Linked DNA regions of Mus musculus: region 2 is linked to region 1. The links are chromatin loops, found by intact Hi-C in ENCODE. Cell type or tissue: gastrocnemius. All regions are shown on one strand. Each heading gives the region's core, and the rest is flanking DNA. Links, peaks and the distances in the headings are about the cores only.

Region 1 (5,567 bases), core at 165-5,164:
TTAAAGCAAAACTGTTCATCCTTGGTAGCTAGGAAAAAAGCAGAGAGAGGAGGAAAGGGCCAAAGTCCCTTATACCTCACTTTAAGAGCCTGCCTGGTACCCTGACTTCCTTGCCTTGTACTAGACCCCACCTCCTAAAGTTTCCATCACTCCCAATAGTGCTAAAGGCCAAAGACTGAGGTGTAGGCTTATAAGCCAGTGGGGGCATTTATGATCCAGACCATAACAGGTTCTAAAATCTTGCTTTCTTATTTCCACTGTTCAGAATCATCTTCTATTACATATTTGTATATAAACATGAATATGTGTACATATGTGTATATACATGAATGTGTGTACTATATGTATATATAAACATACATATATGTACATATATATTCTACAAAGCACCACATCCCCATATATGCATAGATATGCATACATGTACATATATACATATATATGTGCATTTAAAGAATGTAAAGAATATAAGAATGTATCTATTCTATCTTCCTAAAGGCATAAGTAACCACTGTGTATATTGAAACTTTGAATTGTTGCCAGTACTTTTAAATTAGAAAATTTCAACTTAGAATTCAGTGATTTTTTTTTTTTTTTTTTTTTTTTTTTTTTTTTTTTTTTGCTTCTCTTGAAAATACCTGGCAGTCTTGGGTCCATATTCCGTGATGCAAAGAAATAGCATGGGCTGTGCTACCCACTGTGCTTCCCTACTAGCTACGAGGGCTGTGTGTATTGGCTTCTTTTCTCCTCACTGACCAAATGCCCGACCAAAAGCACATTAAAAGAGGAAGGGGCTATTTGGGTTTAGAGAAGGGATACAATCCATCGTGGAAGTGGAGACAAGGTGGCAGAAACATGAGGCAGAGAATGTATAGGAAGTGGGTCTAATCTGTAACGCCTCAAGGCCCACCCCTAGTGATGGACTGCCACCAGAGAGGCTCTACCTCTTAAAGGGTTCACCTTTTCAAACTTGCACCACCACCTAGGGACCAAGGGTTCAGGCACAGGAACCCATGGAGGACAAATCACGTTCAAACCACAGCACTATGTAAGTTTAAGTTAAAATTAACTGAAAATCTCCAGTTCCAGATTACAGCAGCTAGGTATGACTAGTCGCTATTCTATTAGACAGTGAGGTCAGAGTACTGTCCCAGTGTAGGCTTTTCTGTCAGACAGTGCTGGGCTTGAACATGGCGCGTGGGGGGCAGAGGGGCATGCTTCAGTGTGTGAAGACCCCACCACTTGCTGGCATCATCTGCCTCATTGACCTCATCCGTTAAAATGTGTGTGTCTATGAAGGAGTTAGTAGCGTTTTTACCTGGGGCTGCAGGTGGAAGCCATTGCGCTGTGGGGAGCACAGCCCGAGCAGAGCCTGGGATGGGAGGAGCTATGGTCCTGAACAACCAGCGTTTGAAAACAGAGTAGCAAAGTGGGAGAAGAAATAGCAACTCCCGAAGGAAAAAAAAATACGGACTGTTTTAATCTCCACTGTGCCTTAACAAGCTGTATTTTTTCGGCTAAAAAATTAACTTCTGCCATGCAGATCCCACCAACCACACCTTGGGCCATTCTCTCTTTGTTCTCTATACTCCAGCTATATTGGGTTTCTTGGGTCACTGAATGTCCCAAACAACTCATTTCTTCGGGACCTTCACAATACCTCTCTGCCCTGACTACTCTGCACCTGGTGCTAGGCCAACTCCGCAAAGCCTGTGGATTCCAGGCAAGTGTCTCTTGAAGCCTTGGCTAGACAAAGCCCCGCCCTTAGAGTCCACAGTGCCTGGTCCCAGTCCGTGGCACTCGACACAGGATACAGTCTCTATATACTCAAATGGGCAGTGTTCTGTGTGTCTCTCTTCCCTGCTTGGCTATGCGCTTCCTGGGCACCAAAACCAGATGTGCTTTGGCCACTACTGTATTCCCTGGGCTAACAGAAAGCCTGACACAGAAGGAACACCAAAGCGGACACCTATTGCCGAAGGTCGGGTGGCTCTTCTGAATTCAACTTCAGCAGCATCAAAATGGAAGCAGCAATAACTGTTGCCCTAACTTTATAGATTAGGATAGCTTATTTTAAACTTGAGACCAAAAATTCATAAACATTTTTATCATATAAAGAAAAATGTTAGTTAAGTAAGTCTCTGCCATGAGGCTCCCTGGTGACCCCATTAAAAAGAGACATATCTTAGATCTCAGAGTCAGCCATAAGCTGGGGCCTCCGAGATATCGGGAATGAGACTCAAGGAACTGCAATAAGCTTTGCCCTCGTATCACCCAGTTAATTACTGAATGCCTTGTTTGTTGCTACTTTGAAGTTTAATTTGTTTTCATCTAACGCCTGATGAATTTCATTCCAACCGGAGGAACATTTTCTGTCTTAGCGAATCACCTCCAAATCAATCAAAAGGCAACAAACTTGCCAGGCCTTCCCTTCCCCATCTCTTAAATGAGAATAATTACCATTCTACGTAACACACAGGTTTATAAAGATCATGTGAGGTGACTCATGGGAATTCAGCCAACAAATCCTGCAAGGCGCGCGCGGGGGGGGGGGGGTTGGGGGGGACACGACCTCTTTCAGGAAAGTAGTCTTCTGGCTTCTTCTCCCAAATCTCTGTGCCTACAAATGAGAACTAGCCCAAGGCAAGAGGGAGCTTTACCTTTAAGAAGCATTCTGATATTCTGAGCTTTGACCCCCCAGTAAAGCCAGAAAGATAAAAGATAGAATTGCCAGAACTTTCAGCCTCTTCAGACTGGGCCTGGGGGGGGGGGGGGGGGGGCGGGGCAATGGCTGACTTTACTCACAATTGAGCCCCGGAGCACCAGGTGCTCCTGCCCTACCTAGCCTGCCGCTAAGAATGTCAAAGATGTCGGGGAGGGGGCGGGGTGTGACCTCAAGAGACACAGATCAGCTGGTGTGCAGCTTTTTACTCAGTACCCACCTCCACCCTGGCCAAGGGGAAGCTGCCAAGGAGCAGATTCACCTCCGTACAGCAGAGGGCAGTGGTGAGCTCATCTCGACCCATACCTAGCGCGGAGGGGAGGTTCTGCTGGGTGTGTTCAGAGCTCAGGAGCCTGGATCTGAGCTGAGCCCTCCTGCCCGTCCTCCTTCTCCCCAGACGCCGTGATCCCTTCACCCCAATTTAAATATTTACGCACACAGGCATGGAGACGCGGGGAGGCACATGCCGCCATATATTATTGTTAATAGAGTCGCTGTTGGCTCTCTCATGCAGACGCAACATAATAGCAAGCGTTGTCCAACGTAATCCCCATGAATTACTTATACCATTTAGCATCTAAATTGACCACTTCCTGTTTCTCCAAAATAAGACTGTTGCTTAAAGTTAGGGGGCCATGAGTCCATTTCACCAGGCACTTGGAGAGTCAGTGTGATTCAGTGAAGTATTCTGTTCTAGGCCCAACTCTGACACCGGCTGATGATGCTTGGGGCTTGTTGCTTTTAACCATGTGCTCCAGTTGCCTCTAACTCCTCCCTCCCCAAAAGAAAACATGGACTCTGGCCTCAGCATTCTGTTCATACTTTAGCCTCTGTGGCTGTGGGTTTCTCAGCCTCCTTCGTCATTCAGCGACAGGCAGGGGGGGGGGGGGTGTCCTGTCCCACTTCTAGTCCAGTGAGACCGAGGTGCTGCAGGGTAGGAACTTGGCAGAGCTAAGAGCTCGCTTCTTTCCTTTCTTCAGCCAGTGCTTAAATGAGTAATGGCACCTCGGTGGTCCAGGGCACCGTTTTAAGGTATGTGGGTTTATTTGACTAAATTAGAATGAGGAAACAGGTCAAAAATGAAGTCGGATGATGACTTGAAAGGAAACTGGATTCCTTCGGTCTTTTTTACCTCTGGTAGGTAGGATCCCAAAGGAGCCAGAGTGTCCAGAGGGATCTACAGCTGGGATATTAAACCTGCAGTTTGGCTGCAGGAAATAGGTTTAAGAGGGATGGGCTAGGGAAACAGCCAAATTATGAGGTTGATGACATTTCTGCTCTGTGTTTCTCCTCCCCATCCAGGGCACCTTCACGACCCATTTTCAGGGCAGCTATCCAATGGCTTCGTGGCAGACAGTCCCTCCTGACCACTCCCAGGCTCCTCAACCCCGCCCCCACAAAACTGCCCTGGTTTACTCCAGATCTCCACTTGATTGCAATGTAGGGGAATGCCTTTGGGTCCCTAAAAGACACTTTGTCTCAACAAATTAGGTGTTACTATCTATAAGGGCCAGTCCTGTGCTAGGAAACACTAGGTCATGGCCCTGCCCTTCAGCAGAGGAGTAGAGTGTGTGCCTTCCTGTGTTTGCTTCCTGGCTGTTCTTTACCTCCAGTAGGGGATCTGACCATTTTGGGTAGACTTGAGATTCAAGTTGGATGTAGGCCCTGCCCTTCAAAAGTCCCACACTGGTCCTGAGGAAACACTCACTGCCAAAACCATGGCTGCCCCACCTCCTTTACGCATTGACTTGAGCATCTGCACCCAAAAGCTCTGCACATCTTGTCCACATTCTATCTCGGGGCTCAAATGCCCTACTTATTGATAATGCATCTGAAAGTCTGTTTTCTTCCCTCTCCAAGAGAATTATGTAAACTCTCCTCAATGGAACCCTTTCCAAGAGAATTGGCCAATCCGTTGACTTATTAAAATTAACAACATGGTAAGGGAAGACACTTGGACTTCACAGGGGATAATCAGAAAATTAACCCTTTACAGGTTTTTTTTTTTTTTTTTTAATGTTCAAAGTACAGTGTCCTAGTGGGACAGAACAGGGATACACTCCTATATGGTACAACTACAGTTCCCCTCTACCCACACAATAGGACTCCATATTCCATTGTTGCTAGAAGTTCTAGATTTTTACCTCTTTGTTTGTTGTTAGGCAAGGCCTTACTATGTGGCCCAGGCTGCCCTTGAGGTCACCATCCTGCTGCCTCAACTCTCAAGTCGGGAGTCTACAGGTATACACAGCAATGCCTGCCTAAAGATGATTCCACCTAACAGAGCCATTGGTCTGGGGATTACCACGGTGGCCATTCTAAGTAAGCTTGACCTCGGCTAGGGTACTGGCAGCCATTCCCAGTGGCTCTGATCCATACATGTTAGCTGGGAAGAACAGGGGTGCCAGGTCTGTCACCAGAGCATTATATAGCAATATGAGCAGACATCCTTAGAATAGATTCTGGTCTCAGCTCTGCTAACTCAATAACCAGAGCCAAAGACATTCCCTTCTCCAAGGCTCAATTGCTTTTGACCTTGCCTTGGACGCTGACTACTGTGTAACTAGAATTTAATGAAGCAAGATTAAGGCTGTGAAGCAAACTCCTCTTAAGCCAATACTCTCACCATAATAACTACCCTTGGCTTTATTTCAGGTCTGTTCTGTATATAAAATGCAAAACCTTTGTTTAAAGATCTATTTTCATTTCATGTGTATGAAATGAAAAATGTTCATTTTGCTAACATACATGTATATGTACCACATATGTGCCTAGTGACCTCAAAGTCCAGAAGAGGGTGTCAGATCCTCCGGAATGAGTCACAGGTGGCTGTGAGGCCACATGG
Region 2 (5,567 bases), core at 141-5,140, 390 kb after region 1:
GAAGTACCATTCATTTATAGTAATTGTAAAGTAGAAGCAACTAGATGTCTATCCACAAGTAATGCTAAACGAAATGCAGTATTCCAGTCTAGTGGAGAGTAAGTCAGACCTGCAACATGAGTGAACCTTAGAAACAATTTGGTAAATGACAGAAGCCAGACTCTGGAACCAGTGAAATAGTTCAGCAGGTAGAAGCACTTGCCACTGAGTTCAGACCTGAATTCAGAGCCCACAGAAAAAGGCTAGATGTGTGTCAAACATCTGTAATCTCACCCTCCTCTGGGGGGGTGGGAGGTGGAAGAATGAAGCCTGTGGGCCAGCTAGCCTGGAGTCCAGTACAGTAGAAATAAAAGAGACCTTCCCTCAACAAAGTGCTGAACCCTGATGTCTGTGACCATGGCACAGCCGTGGCACATTAGTACTACACATACTAATGCACATATACACATACTAATAATAATGAATATAAATAAGTGAAAATAAGCCAGACTCAAAATGTTAATTGTTATGTAATTTCTTTTAAATGTTCACAATAGGCAGATCGGCCATAGAAACAAAAACTAGGGTGATGCTTGTTAAAAGTTAGTAGTAGAAAAAAAATGAAGGCTGACTGCCTAATAGACACAGGATTTCATTTTGTAGTGTTAAATTTTAGGCTTATGCAACATGGTTGCCAACATTGTGAATGTGTGAAACCCATGGAATTATATACTTTCAAGAGGTTAAAATACTAGATTCTATACAAGGAGGATTTCCTTTCAAGATTTTATCTCATGGGGGCTGGAGAGATGGCTCAGAGTTAACACTGGCTGCTCTTCCAGAAGTCTTGAGTTCAAGTCCTAGCAACCATATGATGAGATCTGGTGCCCTCATCTGGTGTGTAGGTAGAACACTGTATACATAGTAAAGAAATATTTTTAAAAAAAAAGATTTTACCTCATGTTCCTTCTTTGCCTGAAAACTAGTGACTCAGGTGACAGCCAAAGTACATAGCATGGCTCCAGGCCAACACAGTGCTTTGCATTAGGCCTTTGAGCCTCATCTCCCTCTGCTTCCCATTTGATTTCCCCAGCCACTTGGGTTTTGTTTTGTTTTGTTTTGTTTTGTTTTGTTGTGTTGTGTTGTGTTTTGTTTGCAGCGATTTGCCTCTTCCTCACTGAGGTCCAGCCTGGGTACCCTGCTTATCATTGCAGACCCTTCCCACTCTCAACACAGCCCATTCCTCTCTGTCTGCAGTTGTCCTGTGCATATGGCACCTTCATGCTAATAAATCACTTTTTATGTCTATTCTATGTCTTCTTCAACAAACCTAAATTGTTCTGTAATGACCACTTAGCTATTTGTTGATTGAGTAATGTACAGTCACGTGCCCATGTCAGACTGCAAAATGGAGTGGTCACATAGCAGACCAGATAGTTCTCTCCAGAGCCTAGGCTCCTAGCCACAGAGTTCTACTATTGGAGTCCTCTTTGCATATTTAACAAGGAAATCTTTTTTTCTCTCCCCTTTATGATCAAGTCTGATGATTTGAAGAACCGAAAAGAGCCCCATATCTCAGCTTTAAGGTAAGCAAGTAATTACACTTGTTAGGTGCCAAATGTGTGTTAGGCACAGCACTGAGTTTTAAATATTAGGTCATAAAGTCTGTGTTGACATTTTTGTGTTTGGTAAAGGACGTAACAAACCCTAAGAAACTAGATAACTTCTTTAAGAAACTCAACAGAACGTGAGAGAGCTAAGATACAAGTTTAAGCCTTGGATCACTTGATCACCCTCTCTCTCTCCCTCCCTCCCATCTTCACACCCTCCTTTCCTTTCTTTTTCCCTTCATTCCAGACAGGGTCTCAGGCTGGTCTAGCACTGTCTATGTATGTAGCTCAAGCTGGCCTGAAAGTCACAGAAGTCCTCCGACCTCAGATTACCAAGTGCTGATTACAAACATGAGTCACCATGTCTGACTCCAAATTCTTAATAATAAAATGTTTGGCTTTCTTAGTTATGGATGAAGCAAAGTAACAATGGCGATAGCATTTTCTACTCGTGAAGCTAGGAAGTACTAAAAGTTACTTACACTCCAGTGTTGACAGGTAGATCCATTTTCATACTGCCACAGTACTTTAGAAGATACCCTTAAAAGTAGGTATTTAAAAAATTATTATGCTCATGAGTGTTTTGCCTGCTTGAATGCATATGCACCATGTGTATCCAGTACCCATGGACATCAGAAGATGATATAGGAACCCCTGGAACTGGAGTTCCAGATGGTTGTGAGCTGCCATGTGGGTTCTGGGAACTGAACCAAGGTTCTCTGCAAGAGCAGCTGGTTCTCTTAATTAGAGCCTCCTGTCGCTATTTGCACAAGTATGCACATTTTATAGAGTAGTCCTAAGATCACGACAAAAGAAAGAAGTGCTCAAAGAAATTTCCATACAAGAAATGACACCATTAATATATGTGTGTATTTTAATAAACATAATATAGTCACACTTCACTTTGTGAATACACTGATTTTTTTTTTTTATCTCTAAGATCTAGTATCCAGGATAGTTACTATTTTATTCTCTTGTAGTTAGCAACCTTTTCGCCCCTTAGAGATTCATAACAGTTACTCCCACCAAAGACATCTCAGATGCACTGAAATACAGTTTTCAATAGGAAAGAACTGCCACACACATAAACTTCTGTACATGTATACCGAGTAAAAGAGTTTCTTTTTACGTCTTTGGGCTTTCTTTTTCCTGTGATGAGCATGTGCTTTATAACAGAGAGCTGGGAAGTTGGTTTTTCTTTTCTCTCTGGGACGCTCGCATATATGGTAGCAGCCTGTGCAGGTTATTTCTTTTTCTTTCTTTCTTTTTTTTGTAAAGATTTATTTATTTTTTTAAAAAGATTTGTTTTTTGTGTTTTGTTTTTTTGTTTTTCGAGACAGGGTTTCTCTGTGTAGCCCTGGCTGTCCTGGAACTCACTCTGTAGACCAGGCTGGCCTCGAACTCAGAAATCCGCCTGCCTCTGCCTCCCGAGTGCTGGGATTAAAGGCGTGCGCCACCACGCCCGGCTTTAAAAAGATTTTTGTGTGTTGACTTTATGTGTATATGAGTACACTGTAGCTGTACAGATGGTTGTGAGCCTTCATGTGGTTGTTGGGAATTGAATTTTAGGACTTCTGCTCACTCCAGTCCCTGCTCACTCCGGCCCAAAGTTTATTTTTTATTATAGATAAGTACACTGTTGCTGTCTTCAGACACACCAGAAGAGGGTATCAGGTCTCGTTACAGATGATAGTGAGTCACCATGTGGTTGCTGGGAATTGAACTCAGGTCCTTCGGAAGAGCAGTCAGTGCTCTTAACCGCTGAGCCATCTCTCCAGCCCCCAGGTTAATTTCTTTCTATCTAGAAGTATTGCTTATGTGTTAGCTGTAAATCGTATTTCATACTAAATAGACTTTCCTCCTAAAGAGAAACAATTTCACTTTAACATATTTCATCTTATTGGTGCCAAACACCTGTCGTCTCTGGCTGAGCATCATTGCATACCGGCAGAGTCACAGCTAAGTGACTTGAGTGCGGAAAGTCCCTGACCATTACAGAAAGTTGCTCCTTTTATTTGCCATGTGTGTTCAGGGCATCCTCATGAATCACATTAAAGATGCCAAGGATTGGAGAAGACAGAAGCCTGTCCCTGTGATGCGTTCACAGAGTGCGGAAAGGAGCGTTCTGTAGCATCCCTTTTGGAAGTTGATGATACTAGTTGGTTTTTCAGAAGTGTTTATCCCCAGCCTTACCCCTACCATTGTCTGAAGACCAGTGTGGCAGCTGCTGTGTTGGCCCATTCTGCGTAAGTGGCCCCTGGGCCTTTAGACTTTGCTGAACACTTCTGGGGTTTTCCCAGCCAAGCACAATATCTTATAGAATGTAAACATTATAAGAAAATGGTAGTGGACTCTTTTCCCCAGGAGACTTACTATGTAGTAATTGACAGCACAATTGCATTTTATAGGAATTTCTGTTCCGTGCATTTGAATGAGCCAAAAATACCATGTCTGTACATAATATAATTTGATCACATGTAAATCTTTAAATACTTGGATTCAGAGTCTTTGTTTCTTGTTTGTTGCTGTATTTGTTTTTGTTATTATTGTTTTCAGATGAAATTTTCCTGTGTCGCCCTGGAGGGCCTGGCACTTACTGCAATCCTCCTGCCTTACCTTCCTCCACACTGGGATCAGAGTTTTGTACTACATGTCCAACAAAAGGTTTTAATTATCAAAGTTAACATTATTTCAAAGTTGACTAACGGAACTAGTTATAAATTGTATTAAAGAGTCTTCTACAGAAAGACCAGAAGCCTAGCTTAGCTTAAAATAGAAATAAATGTTCATTATCTTTTTCTACTTACACCCTGCTAGCATCAGAACATCTGTGGGTTTTGTTGACTGTTGTGTGATTAATTTAGTATTTATTGTTACTACAACTTAAAGTTATTTTGTGGGCCGTGTGTGTTGGCTCAGCTGGTAAAGGTGCTTGCCACCAAGCCTGATGACCTGCGTTCAATTCCCAGTACACACATGGTAGAAGAAGAGAACTAACTTCTACGTATTGTCCTCTTACCTCCACATGTCTTCCATGGTACATGTACACACACACACATACACACGCACTAAATTTAAATTTTAGAAAGGTCGTTTTATGATCTCCTGCAGCTGTTCACCCAAGTGCTTGTTAAGTGGCAGTAGTAGTGTTACTGGAGTCCCTAGCACTAACTGCTGAACTCTGGATCCAGCTTCTTGCCTTTGTGAAAACAAAGTAGCATCAAATACATAAAATGCGAAAATGGGTTTGTTGACAGTTATGTCCCAAAAGTGAAGAGAAAGCTGTTCTCAGTTAGGATACAATTAAAAGCCAGGAAAGGTGCACATGTAGATGTAACCAAAACTAGAATTACTTAAAAAAAAAAAAAAAAAAAAAAAAGCCAGGCGTGGTGGTGCACGCCTTTAATCCCAGCACTCAGGAGGCAGAGGCAGGCAGATTTCTGAGTTTGAGACCAGCCTGGTCTACAGAGGGAGTTCCAGGACAGCCGGGACTGCACAGAGAAACCCTGTCTTGAAAAAAAAAATCCTAATTTCAAGGGCACATCACTGCATTAGTATTAGTGCTTATGATACTGAGATTTATAACAGGAAATGCATATTTGATCTTAGTCCCCATTCCTGACACCAAGCTCCTAAAACTTAAAATGTTGAGATTAATAAAGGCAAAGGGAGAATCTTTTGTTAGGGAAAAAACCCTTTCTAAAATACCAGAGCTAAAGGTAACAGACAAGCCCCGAGTCTGGGGAAGGAGGGACAGTTGCCAAGAAGATAACTAAGAGGGTTACAGCTCTTGGCCCTAACTGTTCTACCTCCAGTAAAAACAACGAGGATGTTCGGATGAGGTAGGAGGATGCCACAAGTTTGGGTCTAGGATGAGCTTCGTAGTACATTGTAGACCAAGACTGAACTATAAGCATAAGGTCTTGTTTCAAAGAGAAGAAGGGCTTACGATAGGCTGGATCCATCACCCGTGGCTAG

Evidence for each region. Peaks named below come from ENCODE experiments on the same cell type or tissue, not always from the same donor. Only the 100,000 strongest peaks of a DNase experiment are listed, where the experiment ranks them.
Region 2: it touches region 1 in a loop (2.3-fold over the local background); 6 of 42 quality-filtered maps call a loop at or near these places.

What each region holds. Positions count from the first base shown.
Region 1 is chr8:93,658,927-93,664,493 of GRCm38, forward strand. All of the region lies in intron 3 of Gm26843 (a long non-coding RNA gene), which reads right to left. Among named protein-coding and RNA genes, the nearest start is that of Gm30606, 58 kb to the right of the region's middle. In gastrocnemius, for the core only: a CTCF peak has its summit at 2,995 (motif pointing right); a DNase peak (open chromatin) is centred at 2,997; H3K4me3 peaks cover 476 bases; H3K27ac peaks cover 530 bases.
Region 2 is chr8:94,045,754-94,051,320 of GRCm38, forward strand. It overlaps Ogfod1 (2-oxoglutarate and iron-dependent oxygenase domain containing 1), which reads left to right. Exons shown (of 13, transcript NM_177767.4): 3 at 1,519-1,565. Among named protein-coding and RNA genes, the nearest start is that of Ogfod1, 11 kb to the left of the region's middle. In gastrocnemius, for the core only: no CTCF peak of the experiment used is centred there; a DNase peak (open chromatin) is centred at 2,286.